2 separate regions of the Homo sapiens genome follow, and region 2 is linked to region 1. The links are chromatin contacts, found by Hi-C or POLR2A ChIA-PET in ENCODE. All regions are on one chromosome and are shown on one strand. Each heading gives the region's core, a stretch centred on a gene start or an enhancer-like site at or near the end of the contact. The rest is flanking DNA. Distances are from core to core; before and after follow the strand shown.

Region 1 (3,477 bases), core at 501-3,000:
CTTTAGTTTGGAAGTATGCTTTTTTCCCCCAACTTACTTTTTATGATATACAAATAACAGAAGACACCCTCCCCTCCTTAATTCTACCTTAACTAAATCCCCTTTCAACTTTACCCTTTGGGCTGACTTGACTTCCAAATTTTACTAATATAAATAAAACAAACAAAAACATCACCCGAACAGATTAAAATGGCCCCTAAGAATGAGAAGGTCTCTTCCGTGTCCCCTGCAAAGTCCCCTCTAACAGCCTTACTGCCTCTCACCCAACCACAGCCACCAAGGCTGTTCATTTAAGTATTCCAACCCTTAACCCTCATGTGTCTCTTGGAGGCCACCCCAATCCTTCACCACCAAAATAATCCAACCCAATTCCCCCCTGCTCTCCAGCACAGCTCACTGTCCCTCTCCATCCTCTCTGCCCCATCCATACCAACAGCTCCAGGTCTCCCATTCCTTAAATTTCCCCTGTGCCACCTCACCATCAGCAACCACCTCCCCAGGCCTACCAGCTCATCTCCGAAAGTCCTTCTCCAAAACTCCCTCTGCCACCTTGGCCAAGGGATATTTTCTTCAAGATACCATCCCCCAACTTTGCTCACCCCTGCCGCTATCCTTTCAATGAAAGCAGCCCAGTGATGTTTTATGTGCCCTCTGCCTTGACTCTGCAACCAAGGAGCCACCATGCCCTTTCCAGTGATTGTAAGATCACCCTAAATCCAACCCACTGTGCCCCACACTCCATTTCCATCCCTGTCCTCCCATTTCGGGCCTGACTTCCAATGTGGCCCCTTCCTGCCAGCTCACCATCACACTCCCCTCACTGAATGTCCCACCTCCACCAACTCCTATTCCAACCTCCATCAGCCCACCCCAGGAAACCCCCAAATTGCACTCTTCTGCTCTATCCTAACCCATGCTATTCCATAAGTCTCCACAAATTCCACCAGCCCCAGATGACAAACACCCACTTCAAGCTTGGGTCTCAACCCATGCCAAGCCCCTCACCCCCAACTCCTGCCACCTCCATCATCCTGCCCCAGGTCCACCCCAAATTCCACCCTTCTGAATTAACACTACGCAGGGCCCTAACCAACCCTGTACATGCCACTCACTCTCCGTTGAAATCATTCCCCTGCCCCTCACCCCAGCTCAGATCCCAAGCTGTCAACTGCTCCAGGCCAAACCCAAATCACCACCCTCATTCAGTCCCCTCCCCCATTAAAAGCCATCCCACCCTAGTCTCATCTTCCACCTCGCCCCAAGACCATCCCGAATTCCAACCCGACGCCCCCACCCCACTCTCCTGTCCCAGGTTGGGTTATTCTCCATCAAAAGTCCTCCTCCCTTGTCGCCCGCCCCCCAACCTGCTTGGGTCCCACCCTCACCCCACCCCCGGCCAGCGCCTGGACAAGTCTCCCCCGCCAGCCCGCCGTTCCATCGCGACCTCAACCCCCTCCCCCCAACCTGCACGGGGGCTCCGCAGCCTCCCCTCTCATTCTCGCCAGCGCCACCGGCCCAGACTCAGGACCAGCGGACCCTGTGGCGGGGGGAGTCTCCTCACCGGTGAGCAGCTGCAGGCGAAAACGGCGGCGGCGGCGGCTGAGGCGGCGATGCCCTTGTCTTCTCCGGAGGCTACGGCGGCGACGCTCTCGCCCGTGTCCAGTAGGGTGGCGGATGGCGCGCGGGGACCGGAGCCTCCTCCTCAGCGACTCGGCTCTGAATCCTCTGCAGTAGCCGCCGAGGAGCCCGACGGGTGGGGGGAGGGGACGCTCGGCTGCGGGCGAGGGAGGAGGAGGCGGAGGGAGGAGGCGGGGGACCGCTCAGAAGGGCAGGGAAGGAGGAGCCGGCGCGGCGCCGCGACACGTCCCACAGCCTCAGAGCGCCGGGACCACAACTCCCGGCATGCCCTGCTTTAGCCCGCGCGCGGCCTGCGCCTCCCGCCGCGAGCCCGGTGCAGAGGGGCCGCGCCCTCTCCGGTCACGGACAGTGGAATAAAGCCAACCATCCGCTGGCGAATTTTGTAGACTCAAAGACCACCTGTGAGGAAAGTCAGGTCGCCCGAGGCCCCATCCCCAAGGGGCCGTACTCGCAGCGTCTCCATCCTCTTTGCATAGACACCCCCCTCCCCCCGCCCACACACACACACACACTCTCTGTCTCTCCCTCTCTCCCTCTCTCCCTCTCTCCCTCTCCCTCTCGTCTCTGTCTCTGGACTACACCTCCCAGCATGCCCCTCAGCTTCCTATTCTCCTTCCGGACCCTTCTCAGACCCGGTACTACAGTTCCCAGGGAGTGTGGTCCCTGCGAAATGCTGGGAGATGGAGTTCTCGGTTCTTCCTCCATGTTAAGAAAAAGAAGTGAAAGAGAGGCAAAAGGGAAGGAATACGCCAGCCCACCGAGGATGGGCCTTGATGGGCTAGATCACCTGTGATTCTGTTCATCCCTCGCCATCTCCGTTTCAGCTGTCTCTCACCAGAACTAATGCCGGAGCTTCCTCGCTGGTCTCCCTGCAAATTTGAGGACGATTCGGCAACTTGAATCCAAACGACAAAGGGCATATCCTCTTCTTGACCCAGCTCCATTACTTTTAAGAATTTACCTTAAAAAGATGATCGAACAATTTCGAAAAGATGAATGCACAAAGTTGTTATATGACGTAGTTAATTATGAAGGGAGTAAATGTTCATCGATAGGGTGCTGCTTAAATAAGACGTGACATATACATACAATGCAATACTAAGGAGCCATTTAAAATGATATAAATCTATTGACATGAAAAGCTATTCACAATTTATTCTTCGGGGAAAAAGTTGATTACACAACAGCATGTCTACACGAGTGCATTTATGTGAGGTTTGACACAATATTCTACAAGCATGGAGAGATTTCAGGAAAGAGGTTCGCCAAAATATTAGCAATGATTATCTTGGGGGAAAGGGTGTCAGATTGCACGTAGGTTTTTTTTGTTTTTTGAGACGGAGTCTGGATCTATAGCCAGGCTGGAGTAAAGTGGGGGCGATCGCAGGTCACTGCAACCTCTGCCTCCCGGGTTCAAGCGATTCTCCTGCCTCAGCCTCCTGAGTAGCTGGGACTACAGGCGCGCGCCACCACATCCAGCTAATTTTTGTATTTTTAGTAGAGATGGGGTTTCACTATATTGGCCAGGATGGTCTCGATTTCTTGACCTCCTGACCTGCCCGCCTCAGCCTCCCAAAGTGCTGGGATTACAGGCATGAGCCACAATGCCCGACTGTAATTTTTGTTTTCATATTGTTTGAATTGTTTAAAAGGAGCACATAACGACTGTTTTTTGTTTTCTTTTTTGTTTTGTTTTAATTGTAAGAGACGTCGTCTCACTATATTGCCCAGGCTGGTTTCAAACTCCTGGCCTCAAGAGACCCTCCTGCCTCAGCTCTCAAAAGTGCTGGGATTACAGGTGTGAGCCACACTACACCTGGACAATTTTTTAAGCTGTGC
Region 2 (3,678 bases), core at 675-3,174, 2.8 Mb after region 1:
AAATGATCCACTTGCCTCAGCCTCCCAAAGTGCTGGGTTTACAGGCGTGAGCCACCATTTACTTATGTGTGACTTTAGGCAAGCTATTTTGCTTCTTTCCTAGACTTTAGTTGCCTCCTTTGTAATTAGAGATAATAAAAGTTTCCACCTCATAAAGTTGTTCTAAGGACTGAATTACTATGTAAAATGCTTAGACCAGTATGTGGCACTTAGTAAGCACAAGGATTGACTATAATAATTCATCACTCATATGCTACTTCTTAAGGTCAGAGTCAGTTTTATAAGCCCCTTGTCTTTCGATTTGTACTCCATTGTAGAGGAGTAGACATTCATTGTCATTTTGACATTCACTGTAGAGGAAAGGACATTTGGAGGTCAGAAGACCTGGGATTACAAAGCCTAGCTCTCTTCCAATTCCTAGCTCCGTGAAATTTGGTGAGTCCTTGGTACATCTATGTTTTTCTCATTCATAGTATGAAAGACCTTAATCGTACCTGTCACACTGAAATGTTGCGAGGCTCAAATCAAATAATATATGTTAAAGTACAAAAATCCTCTATGAAGATTTCACTTACTATCTTTCCAAGAGTTCTTAAGCAACTGGATGCATAGGAAGGTCAGGGAGACAGCGGAGGGAGGGCCTGGTGATTAATATGTTCCACTTTACGATTTTCTGAAGGTGTAGGTTGGGTTTCAACAACAGTGACTTTCCTAGACCTCGGAGGGTATTTTTAGCTAATGGGCAAATAGTAGTAGGAAACTTAAATGCTGTTATTTACCTTCTCTTCCTAACCTACAGTTCCACTCAAGAACATGAAGAGTCTCATACGTTTGTATAGTGGTTCACAACTTACAACGTTTACGTGGTGCATCACAAGATCCCTATAGGGTAGTATTAACCCAATTTTTCAAGAAGGAAACTATGTCTGGAAATTGTAGAATGCACATTAAAAACTCTTTCTGACGAGCGTTTCTACCGGATCCGATGTTACCCAAAGTACAAAATTTAAAGAGGGAAGTCAATCACAAGATTTCATTGAATCTTCAGTATCAGGCAACTGGCTTCTATTTTATGGCCGCAAATAACTATATATTGGGCCCCTTTTCTCACCTGTAAAATAGGAACGAAAAGACCTTCTCCACAAATAAGATGAAATAAGAACAAAGGCTGAGGGTGAACCTACCACGTCGTAGGGCCTCAAATAAATTCCTTCTCCTTCTTGCCCTTGACAGAGATAGCACGAGATATCACTACCATTCCCACTTCACACGTGGAGGAAATCCAACGCGAGAACGCTCGGATTTCCCCTTCTTTACTTGCAACAACTCCGTAACCCGCAAATCGGCTACGGACAACTGCGATGTCCACTATGTTAGTTCTCGTAGCGTGGATTCTCTCTCCTCAAGATGCCATCTGGGGGGCTAGAGGCCACTAATAATTGCCCTCACGATCGAAGAAACTCGATCCTAATCCTCGACGGCACTTCAGGAACAAAGCTGCTCTCCCATCGTCCCTAACCTCACTACCGTAAAGGTCGCAGCAGAGCCCCTGCTCCAACCGCTAGCGCCATCTTGGCCGCTACGTGTGACGCCACACGTAGCAGAGAGCGCAGCCGATTGGCTGGGAGACGGCAGCCCAGGAGAGGCGCGCGAAGCCAGAGACAGGAGGGTATGCAGGAGAAACCAAGGGAACTACAATCCCGGCCTTCCTTGCGCGTACGACAGCAAACCTGGAGCGAAAGAGGTTGGAGTTTGGATTCGGACCACAACTCCCAGCACCCTCCGCGATGTCTGTCCTTTTCTTTCATAACGCGGAGGAAAAGAAGGACAAGATGAATGGAGGCCTTTTGGTGTTTGTTCTCCGAAAGGCGGGAAAAGCGAACTACACCTCCCGACTGGCCGCGCGCGGCTGCGCCTGCGCCCTGTTACCTGTCGCCATCTTGCCCCTTCAGAGGCACCGCAAACAAACCCAATTCCTGGTGTCCCCTAGTCTTGGCGGAGGAGCCTTTTAGATGAGCCCCGAAAGGCCGGGCAGGTGGGTGACTCTCAGGCAGGGTCCTGGGAAGAGCTGGCAGGCCAGCCAGGCTAGAGGAGCGCCGGGCCAAGCATTCGGAGCCCGGCTTGGGGCTCCCAGCCCCATCCTCCGTTGTTTCCTAACGGGATCGTGGGGCTCCCCGGGGTGGACTCAGGGGGACTCTGGCTGGCCTGGTGCTGGGACTCTGGGGGTTTAGCTCTGGGAGACTCCCGGTGAGTCCAGGTCGTCTGGCTGGGTATCCGCTGGCTTACTCTCTCTCGGTTGTCCTCTCCGCTGGGGAGGGAGTGAGGCGCGGGTGCCGGCCGGGACCCCTGACAACAGCTACTGGCCCAGAGGGGCTTGGGTCGTGGACTTGACATTGGGACCGGCGCCGAGAGGTCCGGGTGAGGAGCCTGGGCTGGCTGCTCTTGTTGTGGTGCTGCTAGGGAGTGCGTGTTTGGAGAGGGGGCGGGGCGGGCTTGTCTCCTTGACACTTGAGTGGGGAAGGATCCTACAAGATCCTGGTTCCCCGAGCGGGCTCCGGAAACTACTGCCCGGGTTTCCGATGCGTTGCGGCCCCGCTCTGGGGTCCCCTGGCTAGGACGCGCCGGGATGCCGTGACGTGGTGCTCGGTTCGAGCAGTCGCCGGCCGCCTCCAAGATCCTGTCGGGAGGCGGGGACTGGCTTGTGGAGGGAGAGGATTCCTTTGGCTCTGCCCCTTCTTCCTCCTCCCCACCCCTTTTCTTTATGTCATACTGCCGGCTGGGGCGCGCAGTCCAGTTCTTCTTGCCTTGGGTTTGTTCTGAGCTGAGAGGACTATGGGAAGTAGGGGGAGGGGGGCTCACCTCGGGACACAGAGTTGGAGTTAGCAGCCCCAGCGCCTGGAACGGGATATAGCAGTTATTTCGGTTCGGTGTCTGACTTCTAGGCTAGACAGTGAGCTCGTTCATTCATTCATTCATCCATTCGTTTTGCTCAGTCGCGTCAACCATTCACTTACCCATTTAACAAATACTTAGAGCGGCTCTACTCTGTGCTAAGCAGGTATTGCGCGTGCCCCCAGAGCCGTGTCTTTTTGTCTTTTACACTAGGAAATTCCCAGTTCTAAGTAAGTTCCTGGCAGCTCAACTGTTGGTAAATGGCTGTTTAATAACTACAGGATCAAAATTCATATTCCATTAAGACTTGAGAGAGTATATATATATGTGTGTGTGTGTATATATATATGTATATATATATGTGTATATATATATATGTATGTATCGTTCCAATTTTAGTATATGTGTTGCTGAAGCGAGCACGAGGAGTTATTTATTAAGTTTCTTTAACTTGCTAGGAGCTTTACAAATTTTATCTCATGTAATTCATAAATGAGGAAGCTGACAGGAGTCAACTTGCCCCAGGTTGGTAGTACCACCTGTTTATTAAATGAAATGCCAGCCACTATGAAAGAACTTTATATATAGTGTTCTTTAATACGCGTAACAAACTGGGTGGTATTACCTCTGTTTTATAGATGTGTAAAGCTTAGGCTTAACCAGTAAGTTGAAAAGTTGGGACTAGAAACCTAGAGGTGTCTGGCTCTAAAGCCTGTGTTCTTTCCACTGTGATAGTTCAAATGACTTAATTCTTGATTTCTCAAAAGTTGGAAAGTGTGGTGGTGA

Evidence for each region. A loop is a pair of places that touch in the nucleus more often than their neighbours do. ChIA-PET counts read pairs that join two places held with the same protein, here RNA polymerase II (POLR2A). Pooled maps may share reads with other maps.
Region 2: a map of CD8-positive, alpha-beta T cell shows a loop between it and region 1 (5-fold over the local background). The contact joins the promoter of EMSY here to the promoter of FAM168A in region 1. A Hi-C loop is called at or near these places in 2 of 168 maps with a recorded cell type or tissue (CD4-positive, alpha-beta memory T cell and CD8-positive, alpha-beta T cell) and 10 of 50 pooled maps. POLR2A ChIA-PET finds 5 or more read pairs at or near these places in 1 of 52 experiments (PC-9).

Annotation. Positions count from the first base shown.
Region 1 is chr11:73,596,362-73,599,838 of GRCh38, forward strand. It overlaps FAM168A (family with sequence similarity 168 member A), which reads right to left and starts at 1,751. Exons shown (of 8, transcript NM_015159.3): 1 at 1,562-1,751. RefSeq lists an enhancer at 1,085-1,813 and silencers at 1,705-1,834, 1,965-2,194.
Region 2 is chr11:76,443,094-76,446,771 of GRCh38, forward strand. It overlaps EMSY (EMSY transcriptional repressor, BRCA2 interacting), which reads left to right and starts at 1,925. Exons shown (of 22, transcript NM_001300942.2): 1 at 1,925-2,035. It overlaps EMSY-DT (EMSY divergent transcript), which reads right to left and starts at 1,587. Exons shown (of 2, transcript NR_186348.1): 1 at 1,185-1,587. RefSeq lists enhancers at 930-1,565, 1,566-2,202, 1,903-2,132, 2,333-2,382, 2,423-2,492 and 1 more.